2 separate regions of the Homo sapiens genome follow, and region 2 is linked to region 1. The links are chromatin loops, found by intact Hi-C in ENCODE. Cell type or tissue: CD4-positive, alpha-beta T cell. All regions are shown on one strand. Links, peaks and the distances in the headings refer to the core of each region. The heading gives the core; the rest is flanking DNA. Region 1 overlaps RUNX1 (RUNX family transcription factor 1). Region 2 has its middle 54 kb from the start of RUNX1.

What was found. Hi-C counts contacts between places; a loop is a spot of excess contacts. Peaks named below come from ENCODE experiments on the same cell type or tissue, not always from the same donor. Only the 100,000 strongest peaks of a DNase experiment are listed, where the experiment ranks them.
Region 2: a loop joins it to region 1, with 13 times the contacts of the local background. A loop is called at or near these places in 1 of 110 quality-filtered maps.

What each region holds. Positions count from the first base shown.
Region 1 is chr21:35,023,879-35,029,257 of GRCh38, reverse strand. All of the region lies in intron 2 of RUNX1 (RUNX family transcription factor 1), which reads left to right. Among named protein-coding and RNA genes, the nearest start is that of RUNX1-IT1, 13 kb to the left of the region's middle. RefSeq lists a cis regulatory region at 2,350-2,367 and enhancers at 2,286-2,430, 2,084-2,586. In CD4-positive, alpha-beta T cell, for the core only: no CTCF peak of the experiment used is centred there; DNase peaks (open chromatin) are centred at 1,107, 1,517, 1,907, 2,387 and 1 weaker place; H3K4me3 peaks cover 1,823 bases; H3K27ac peaks cover 4,707 bases.
Region 2 is chr21:35,100,152-35,105,530 of GRCh38, reverse strand. No RefSeq gene overlaps it. Among named protein-coding and RNA genes, the nearest start is that of RUNX1, 54 kb to the right of the region's middle. RefSeq lists a silencer at 122-300. In CD4-positive, alpha-beta T cell, for the core only: no CTCF peak of the experiment used is centred there; a DNase peak (open chromatin) is centred at 2,340.

The sequences.
Region 1 (5,379 bases), core at 71-5,070:
TCTTTCAGTCTGCTTCATTATATGTAATACACTTGAAATTTCCTTTAACTTGAGCTTGGAGTTGGGCATTTGAGTTGACAACCCATCAGGCAGAAAGGAAGAAGGGAAGCCAGCCAGAGTGGAAGAGATGGTGGAGCAGAGATGGTGGAGAGAGGCCACCAAGAGCTCCATCACTAGGCAGTGAGTGTGAAGGGCAAGCATCCATCGTTTGGCTCATAGGTTTGGTGACCTTGATTTCAAGTGGAAAATTAACTATATTAAACAAAAAGGAACCCCTCTCCAATTCACACTGCAGACAGATGAGCTAGGGGTCTACACTCCCTTTTTCCCACTTCCTCTGTGTCTTTGATGACTGTATAACCAGATTCTCATGACACTCTCACCACTACCCCATTTCTCTTCCCAGCTTCTTCTGATCCTAGACCCATAGAGAGTGTCCCTGCTTAATAACACTCTGTAAAACATGTTGGTGATAGATAAGCCATCGGTAAATTTACTGAATGATCCATGTGGACATGACACTGCGTTAGAAAGTAGTCTTGAACATAAAGATTATATAGCATGAAATGGCTTCAGAGAACTTACTGTCTGGTCAGGGAGGCAAAGCCTAAGCATGAGAAATATTCAGTCAACAAAATGAGAATCGAGTGGCCTATCATTAATACCACAGCAGTGGCAGACCAGGAAAGTAACTGCTTGCTGAGTGGGAAGCCATGATCTGAAGAGAGTTCGGAGAGGAAGATGGAAGTCATTTTATTCCAGGGCTGGGGAAAGACAGAGGAGAAGAAATGAATGAGGCAGCCAGGTGGCTCCAGGAGTGCTCAGAGGGCAGTGAGGAAGTCACTGAGGCTCGCCTGTGAACAGCAAAATTGAAGCCAGGTCTTTGAATGCTGCAGTGAGAAGGTTGAACTTAAACCTGCAGACCAGGGACTCCTAAACTTGGCAGTACATAAGAATCCTCAAAGCGTTTGTTAAAATGCAGGTTCCCGGCACCCACCCTGAGAAACCATGATGAGTGAGGCAGAGAGGCCCAAGAATCTGCATCTTAATAGCCCTGTAGTCCCAGCCATACTTTAAGAACCTTTCTGTAACAGGAAGTCTTTGACTGGTTTTGATGAAGTCTAAATGAAATCTTCAGGAAACTTCAGGCCTAAGCAAAACTGAGCAGAACCTATTTTTACAGCTGACAACTGGCACTGCCTCTGGAGGGACCTCTATGTTCTAGCTGCTGTCTGGAGATTTTATTCATATACCATGGATTTCTTAGTCTAGTCTCTCAGTTCTCAGATACTACTACTAATTAAACATGACTCAGAAACATGCATTTTTAAATGTAGGCCACAAGATCCTAAAGCCAGTCTGAGATAACATTGGATCTAGAATATTCAAATATGGGCTCCAAATTCTGTACCATTACACAAAACCATTCAACTTCTGAAAAATGTGGACACGTGTGAGTTCTACCTGCAAGATGCAAATGTTTCATTGATAGGAAAGAACCTGTGGTTGGGCTGGGGTTTGTGTGTGTGTGTTTATATTTATTTGCCACATCCCACCCTTCCTCCCCCATCTCTTGGCTCAGAACCTAACTTCAACTCTCCCGAATCCCCAAGGCCACTCCCAACTAGGATTTTTTAAATACCTTAACCATTTCAAACTTTCCTTCCCTTTGGAACCTAAAGGAATTTCATTTTCCATTTTCCATTAGCAAGGTGGCTCCAGTTAAACCAGGGCCTCAGGAATAAATACAGCTTGGTTTAAATATTTGCACATCTATTAGGTTTTACTCTAAAGCAGACTGTCCCGACGACGCCTTGCTATTCACAGTGTGGTCTTTGGACTGGCAGCATCACTACCACCTGGGAACTTGTTAGAAGTGCAGAATCTGAGGCCTCAGCCCAGACCTGCTGAATCATCGTCCCCATTTGCTCAAGAGCCCCGTGATTGGCCTGATTTTCATGCACATAAAAGTTTAAGGAGCCCTGCCTAAATCTCCCGCCTCCAAGCTGTCCCCGAAATGTTGGCCTCTCTGCCTCTGGACGCTTGCAGAGATGGGGTAGTGGAATCAGTTTCATGTGGGGGTAGGGTGCGGGCTTCACCCCCTCCCTTCGCCCCCTGCCCCTCCACCCTGCCCTTCTTGATGCTCTCCCAGCGGCTGCACCTGCAGAGTTTTCACTTCTCTGGGAAGCCTCTTGACACAGACCCCGTCCTTGCCTCTAGGGTGGGGCCGCTCTACTTCTTTTCTTTCAAAGAGCCTGGGATGCTGACAGCCTCAGATGGAGGCATCCTGTTTGTCGAAAAATAAACCGGCAGTTAAAGCAGGGTTGCGAGAGCGAGAAAACCACAGGCCTGCGCGCCGCTGATAACGCGCGGGCAGGCAGCTTTTGCAGAAGTTCCGTCGCTGCGGCGCGCTGCGCACCAGAGCTGCGCCACCGCCTCCCTTCCTGTCTGGGCCGCTCGCGTCCCCGCCGTTTCTGGCTGTTGCTTTCTGCGTCGCTCTTTCAGTTACTTCGCCCATTGCTTTTTCTAAAGGATCCCCTTGCTGCTCCGCCATGAGGGATGGATCCACCAACAAGTCCCCGGGCGGATGCGCGCAGATCCTGGACCCATAGGAGGCCAAAATTTACGAGCTGTCATGAAAATGACACCGTTTAAGAGAAGCTGAAGTTGCTTTCTCTTCTGCAGTATGTAATGCTTTGACCTGGTTAAAATAAATAAATAAATAACAATTTAAAAAGAAAGAAAGAAATACAGAAAGACTACATCCTCATGAGGCCTGTAATGCCAAAATGAAAAGGGACCCCAAAGTGCAATATCCAGATTGCTTTTCTTCTTGGAGAGAGTTGACCTGGCCTGATTCTATGCGGTGAATAACTAATTATCAATCTTCCCCTTTTGAGGGGTATTAAAGCCTCTTTCCCCATTTGCCTGTTATCAGATAAGCTAGGCAGATGAGAAGTCAGTGGGTAACCACAGGTATAACCACGATATTCACTGGAAACCAAAAGATTTGACCCCCCGAGGTAAAGAATGTACTTGAAAATAAACCTGAAAATAGTTTTACAGGAGCTGAAAAACTCAGTGTTCCCGAATCAGTAATACGAACTTCTCTGAGCATTAAAAAGTACAAGCACTCCTAAAAAGGACATCTTGAGTCACAGAAGATGATGCCTGTTGGGGTTGATTGAGTCCCTTTGGAAGAGACCCCTGTGCCACGGTGCACCAGAAAGTCTCCATCATTGTTGGGGCCTCTGCAGTTGTTCCAGCTACCCAGTGCTTTTTTATTATTCTTCTTGTCCGAAAACATAGAGTAGAAACAGTCCATACTCATTCCTTAATCTTCCTGTGTTCATAACGAGCAAGCACCCTAGATGAGTAAGAATCTACCTTATTTTTAAGAATTAGCAGAGAACCATATGAGTTTCCCTTTTCCTCCCCTAGAAACGTCCTCAGGTTGGCTAACTTTCCTATTGAGCAATTCCTCACAGCAATCACTCCGCACACCTCTCATCTGAGAGGCTGTCTTCCCATTCCTATGAGCTTTTCTTCCTCTGTCTCATGGCCTCACTCCTAATTATTCATGTTCTCCTGCTGAAGGCCCCTTGACCTAAATATAGAGACCCGTATATTTTGGCTACTCATGTATAGACCCTAATAATGAATAACTCAACTTTATGGTGACATAAAGGAGGAAAACTCAGGCCAAAGAATGTTTAATTCTTAGGGAAGAAGGAGAGAGCTGGCCAGGGATAGCGTGTGCTGGGTGTTAATAGCCACGTGCATAGCCTGTTGGGGAACTTGGCTCTCTCTTGAATCTGGTGCAGGGCATCGGAACGTCTGGGGGAGGAGCAGATAGGATGCTGCTCAGGTTGAACAGGGCTGGACCATGAGAGCTTTGAATGCACTCAAGAAGGAACTTTCTTCAGTGGGCCGGGGCCAGGCCAGATTGATGAATGATCGATTCCTATTATTTACCTTGAGGTCCTCATGGAGATATTTTAAATGGACTTCTTTCTCATTTATAAACTGTCATAAACAAATGACTAAAAGATGTCTAAGTGGTGACTAGAAAATAATAAACCTCATTTTAGCCATATATTTCAGAATTTACACATCTGTTATTGTAGTGTCCTTCAAAGTCATCCCCTGGGAGGGAGAGGGAGCACCATTCTAACAGCACCATTATTACTTTAAACATCTTCGGATCTGCTTTTTTGAAATGACTTTCAGAGTTAGTTTATTGGCTAAACAAGTAAATCCTCCTTACTTTTAAATCACACCTCATTTTTGAACAAGACAGGTATTGTCAAGCTTCCTTGGTCACCTTATTTGTCACCAGTCTTGATCTTAAATGCCTTCTGGCTGTTTCTAAAAATCAGACCCATCACTTATATTCCAGACATTGAGGCTATTCTAAAGCATATGCACCATTGTATGAATTCTAACTGGATGCTGAGAATTTCATCATCACTAGAAAAGAATGTCAAGTTGCAAAGTGACTAGGATGGAAGAGGCAGTATTAGCTACAACATCTTAGGTGTATGTTTAAAAAGTAATCTCCAAATTAGTCACACCTAGTTAAAAAGAAAATAAAAGCCTGGTGCTGTCATACTGTAGTACTTTCAGGGCAGGAACCTAACTATATAACTGATCCTCACTTTCTGAGAAGTTAAAAGGATGGGATGCAGAAAGTGAGTTAAAAGTCAGTTCTAAGTCTTTTGAAGAATGCCCAGAGGTCTACTTTTACCACAGACATGCTCTGATTACTAATAGCACACACATAAAGACATTGTGTTGTATTAGGGTATTGGTTAGGTTGCTATGAGAGAGAGATTCCAAATTATCAGGGCTTAAACAAGATAGAAGTGTGTTTCTCTCTCTTGTAGAAGTCTCAGTAGATTGGCATGGCATCTTCACAATCACAAAGAACCAGGTTTCTGCTACCCTGATGGGCTGCCTTCTGCAATGCCTGGCATTTACCTCATGGCTCAAAATGGGTGCTCCAGCCCCCAACATCACATCCACATTCCAGCCAGCAGCAAGAGAGAATATGGAAGGGGAAGATCTACTCTTTCCCTTGAAGAGCAGGATCTGAAATTTGCCCAGACACTCCTGCTGACAAATCATTGACCAGAACGTAAACAAACATATGGAGGCACCTAGCTGTAAAGTAGGCTGGGAAATACAGTCTTTTGCTGTGCAGATATGTGCCAGGCTAAATATTTATTTGTTTATTGATTTGTATTTATTTAATATGTTGATATATATTTATAATTAGTATATAGTATATATGTAAACTATATAAATATAGTAAAATATATAATAATTTAATACACACATATATAATAAAATATATTTCACCTAATATTTAATTTATGT
Region 2 (5,379 bases), core at 291-5,290, 76 kb before region 1:
TTGACTCTGAAGCTAGACTGGCTGGATTTGTACTCTAGCTACTTCCCTTAAGAGGTGTGTGACTTTAGGCCAGGCGCAGTGGCTCACGCCTATAATCCCAGCACTTTGGGAGGCTGAGACAGGCAGATCACTTGAGGTCAGGAGTTCGAGACCAGCCTGGTCATCATGGTGAAACCTCTTCTCTACTAAAAATACAAAAATTAGCCAGGCATGGTGGGGCGCACCTGTAGTCCCAGCTACTCGGGAGGCTGATGCTGGAGAATTTCTTGAACCCAGGAGATGGAGGTGACGGTGAGCCAAGATTATGCCAGTGCACTCCAGCCTGGGCAACAGAGTGAGACTTCATCTCTAAGAAAAAGAGATGTGTGACTTAAAATATTCAACCTCTCTGTTCCTTTGTTTCCTCATCTGTCTACCTCAAAGTGTTCTCAAGAAGATAAGACGAGCTAGTATGCTTAAAGGACTTAGGACAGTGGCTAGCGGTCAGGGAGTGCAGTAGAAGTGCTTATTAAATAGAATGCTCCCTCTCAGTTAAGAGGGAGATATGGCCTCTGTCTCTGGCTGAGCAGCCATGAGTCCAGCTACCTCAGAGGTTCTACCCCTAAAAATCTACAGATGGATTGGGTTAGTGGGGGGTGACCAGTAGCCTCTGCCATGCCTGTACCATAGGTCTAACTTTTATTTTTATTCATGTGAATATGTGAGCCCCTCAGGAGACAGCAGACTCCACTGGGTCAGGGACAGTTTGAATGTATTCCACTGTTTTCTCCCCTACATATAACAGGGTGCTTGGCCCATAATAGGTGCTTAATAAATATGTATTGGATATTTAATAGAATAACTACTACTATTGCTAGTGCTGTTGCCACTAATACTACTATTACTATTATCCTCAGGACGGGATTTAATTTTCTGCATCATAAATTATTGTACTGAAATAGGGGTTCCTGAAAATCATGTATAAATCGTGAAGATAACCTCCCAAAATGGTCAAATAATAATAGTAATAAAAAATAATGTTCTCCCTTTAGGTATTTACCCAGTAATGGGATTGCTGGGTTGAATGGTATTTCCGTTTTTAAGTCTTTGAGGAAATGTCACACTGTCTTCCACAATGGCTGAACTAAGTTATTCAACACTATTCACAATAGCAAAGACATGGAATCAACCTAAATGTCCATAAATAATAGTCTGGATAAAGAAAATATGGTACATATACATGATGGAATACTACGCAGCCATAAAAGAGAACAAGATCATGTCCTTTGCAGGGACATGGATAGAGCTGGAGGCCATTATCCTTAGCAAACTAACACAGGAATGGAAAACCAAATACCACAAGTTCTCACTTATAAGTGGGAGTTAAGTGATGAGGACACATGGACACACAGAAAGAAACAACACACAATGGGGCCTTTTGGAGTTTGGAAGGTAGGAGGAGGGAGACAATCAGGAAAAATAACTGTTGGGTAGTAGGCTTAATACCTGGGTGATAAGATAATCTGTACAACAAACCCCTATGACACAAGTTGACCTGTGTAACAAACCTGCACTTGTACCCTTGAACTTAAAAGTTTTTTTTTAAAAAAGTTAACAGTAATAATTAACTTTGTTGTATAGAACAATAGAATAATAAATAGAAAATAAGGAACTTTAAAAGTCAAAATTAAAAAATAAAGAATAAAAATAATCGAGGCTTTGTTCTGCAAAATGTGTAGTATCAAATAAATATTGGGAAAGTTTACAGAGAAAAATAATACTAGTGGTGTCAAGTAATTCACAGTCAGGAATAACTTGAAGAGGCACAGAATGAGTGATTATGTTCATGTACCAAATGAGTAGGGATAAAATATAGTTAACAAATAAAATGCATGTTGGATATTAATGCAGGAAGGTAAACACCATTATTTGCCCTCACCAGGATATAAGGAAGCAGGTTTTTAATTGGCCTAGAACACCAAGGTCTAGGAAATGCCATGTTCAAAAGAAATAGGATCAATAGCTAAGCCAGTCAAAGCCATATACACCTGGAGTGAAATGTGTGACCATGATGGAAGAATGTGCACAGAGAGTTTGGTTGAAGATTAAAGGAGGGAGGGAGAGTGGGACGATGCTGGAGACCACCCATCCAGATGGAGGAAGCACTGATGTTTTCCAGGCATGGATCAAACAGCACAGATGCTGCCAGAGAGGTTGGGTGACTGCAGAGGGAGGGGCCCGGGTGCAGGGAGCCCACAGGGACAGCTGCTAGAAATCGACTTCAGTCCAAAGAGGAAGCGAGGCAGAGCTGCTTCTCTGGATCTATTCTAACCAAGGAGGAAGTGACGGGGGCCCTGGAGATAAAAGGAGCAGGTTACTCTAGAGCCTCCCACAGCCAACCATGGGTGAGCTGGGTATTGTCAGGTGGGTGACCGCCTTTTGAGGAGGCAGAACTCTAAAAGCTTAGAGCAAAGATTGGTGGAATTCTAAGACGTGAGCATGAAACAAGTCTGGAGAGGGAAGGGTCCTTGTTCATAGCACAATCCCGACTGGGAAGAAAATGGGGAAGTATCTCAAGAGGTAGCCAAACAGGAAATTCTCTGGTAAAGTCAGACGTAAGAACACTTGTACAAAAAAAAAAAAAAAAAGGAAAGAAGATGAACATAAATGCAAGTAAGAAATAGTGTTGAGAATCTTTGTGCTTCAAAGAAGTTTGCAAAATTTGCTAAGACCTAAAATGAGAGTCAAGTAAAAGAACAAAGGCAGGACAGATCTTCTGTAAGGGCAGCTAATATATAATGTAAACAGACAACAGAGAGAAAGGATAACAGCTCAACTGGGTTACATTAAACAAGTACTGACTGGCTGTCTTCTCTGTAAGCCACAACCAGACATAGGGCCATGACCCTGCTCATGAGGAACTCATGGGCCAGATAAGGAAAGTATACAAAGAACAAATGATGATCAGGATGGTAAATTTCCATAGTATTGGGTATCTCTAAATGAGAGAGTTCAATTGGTTAAGGGATTCATTTAGGAAACACTTCATCAAGGAGAACTCAGTGGTAGGTTTTGCAGGATTCCGATAGGGCTCTTGGATTGAGAAACACTTTAAAGAAAAGCAGAGGAAGAGAAACCTGTTGAAGATCATGAGAAGAAATGGTGGGAGGAGGAAAGAGTTAACCTGGAGTAAACTATCATAGAAATCTAGGAGATAATTTCTCCCAACAAAGCACCTGTAGAAGTTGAAGAACATGAAACAAATGTGCATGAGAATAGGAAAGTCCCAGTAATTTAAAGATAGTTTGAGTGGCATGCTGGAACAGAAACAAGGTCCCCAGAAGGTTTATGAGATGAGGGAGAGCATTAATTAATTCCAAAAATTTGCCTGTGATGGAAGCAAAAGAGAAAGTGGACAGTATAGAAAGATATAAGATCAAGGATGAATTTTGTGCTTTGTTCTTATTTTTAATTTGGTTTGTGGATGGAGATTTAAACATAGTTATTATATGTGCTTAGAGGGAAGAGGCAATAGAACGAAAGTTACTAGAAATGAAAGATAATGAGATGATTAATAAGGCATGACCCTGAAGGATGCAAGTAGGGGATAGGAACTGGAGTCCATGTGGGAACATTAGCTGTGAGAAGTGGGTATCACTTTTTCCATGGAAATTTCAGGGCTCTGAGAGTAGGTCCATCTGTAACCAGTGCTTGAGACAGAGCACTGAAGGTGTCACTTTGAGTCAGTTTTCATTAATTGGAGTATTAAGAAGACCTGTCACCCCCTAAAAGAAAGAGAAGAGATAGTTCCAAGGGGGATTTGAAGACTGTAGAGAAACAATGATTTAGGGGAATGGAAGAGGAAGGTATTATGGGACCTGTGGAAGGAGAGTGGGATATAGCTGAGCTTCCAGTTCAAGCTGGAGGCTATAGCTGCATAGGGCACCAACCCTCATGGTATGTGAGCTTCACCAGTAGTCCAGGTGTAGGAAGGGTGGATGGTTGTATTAATCCAGGGATGGAGTTTACCAGTGAGTGTGGTGGAAAAATGAGAATGGGAAAGAAGATGTAGACAGACAGAGGCTGAAGCCATGAGCTTCATGGCTTCAAGGCAAGAGCCATGAGATCCAGGCCACTAAGCAATAGGAATGAAGGCAACAAGGAAATGGAGCAATCGGAGCCCCTAAGAGATCAAAGAACAGGTGTAGTAGGCACACAGAATGATGACAAAAGATAACACAATATTATGGGCAGTGAGAGGGATCCTGGCAGAGAAGGAAGAATTCCAGGTAATATGCAGGGTGTGGCCCTAGGAGAGTGTGCCTGGAGTTGGGGGAATTGGAAATCAATGAAATTGAGAACGTCAAGAAAAGCGTGTTGAACGGAACATTTTCTAAAACTCATTGCTATGTTTATTTGTACACAGAGGAAACATGTAAGTGTGCTTCTATGCTAAGGGGAAGGCCTAGTAGAGAGGGAGATGAGGATACTGCAGAGAGGGAAGAGGGTTGAGGGAACAAGGTCTGGAGGAAGCAGGAGAGAAAGCAGGTCAGAGCATGGCTGATGGGATTGGCAGGAGAGAGAGGAAATAAGGAGCAGGAATTAAAAACGGGTCTGGGTACAGATGCATTCATCTGGGCATTTGAGGCAGGAAGCTGAGGCCGGACAATCTGCTGTGAGACAGGAGGACAGTGAAGCAGAGCATGGGAGAGAGGCAAGAGCTTGGAACAGCCGCGGGAGCTTCCTGGTGGGACTGGTTGAAGGATCTTAGTGATTTTCTCCAGCTGGGCTCAGCCCCCAGGCTTGAGAGTGGAGAAGGCCAATGATGTATGGGTTCCCAGGTGGAATTTTGCCAGCTCTGAATGACAAGTAGACAAGGAGGGAGAGAGATTACCAGTGAGAACTGACAAACCCTGGCAACCAAGGAGGCCGGGCTGGATAAAGAGGGAAGTAAAGCCAGGTGGATCCAGATGGACTGAAAGCAAATGGAGGAACCGAAGTTCTGGGAGGACCGCGGGAAATTAAGAGTGGGTGGAATGAGAATAAACCTCTGAGGGGGTGTAGAGTAAGATGAGGGAGCTGTGGCTTAACGGAATTTGTGAGGATGATTTGGGCGTTGGACTTAACTGGAAGCGTTCTGAATCAACACTGAGATGAAACGGCAGTGATAGGAGTTGACCTCATTACAGTTGAGCTGAGGCATCACAAGCATCTTTCTCTTGTTTAACAGAGCTGGAGAGCTGGGAGACCTGTCTGTTCCACTTCAACTCTAAGAGTCCATGAGCAACTCCACCTAACACACATTGAAATACATACCAGTCAATAATCGTATTTTCCATAAACTCTTACCTAAACCAACTACAGCTCAGGGAGATGCATTTTCATTTCCTGTCTTCCCTG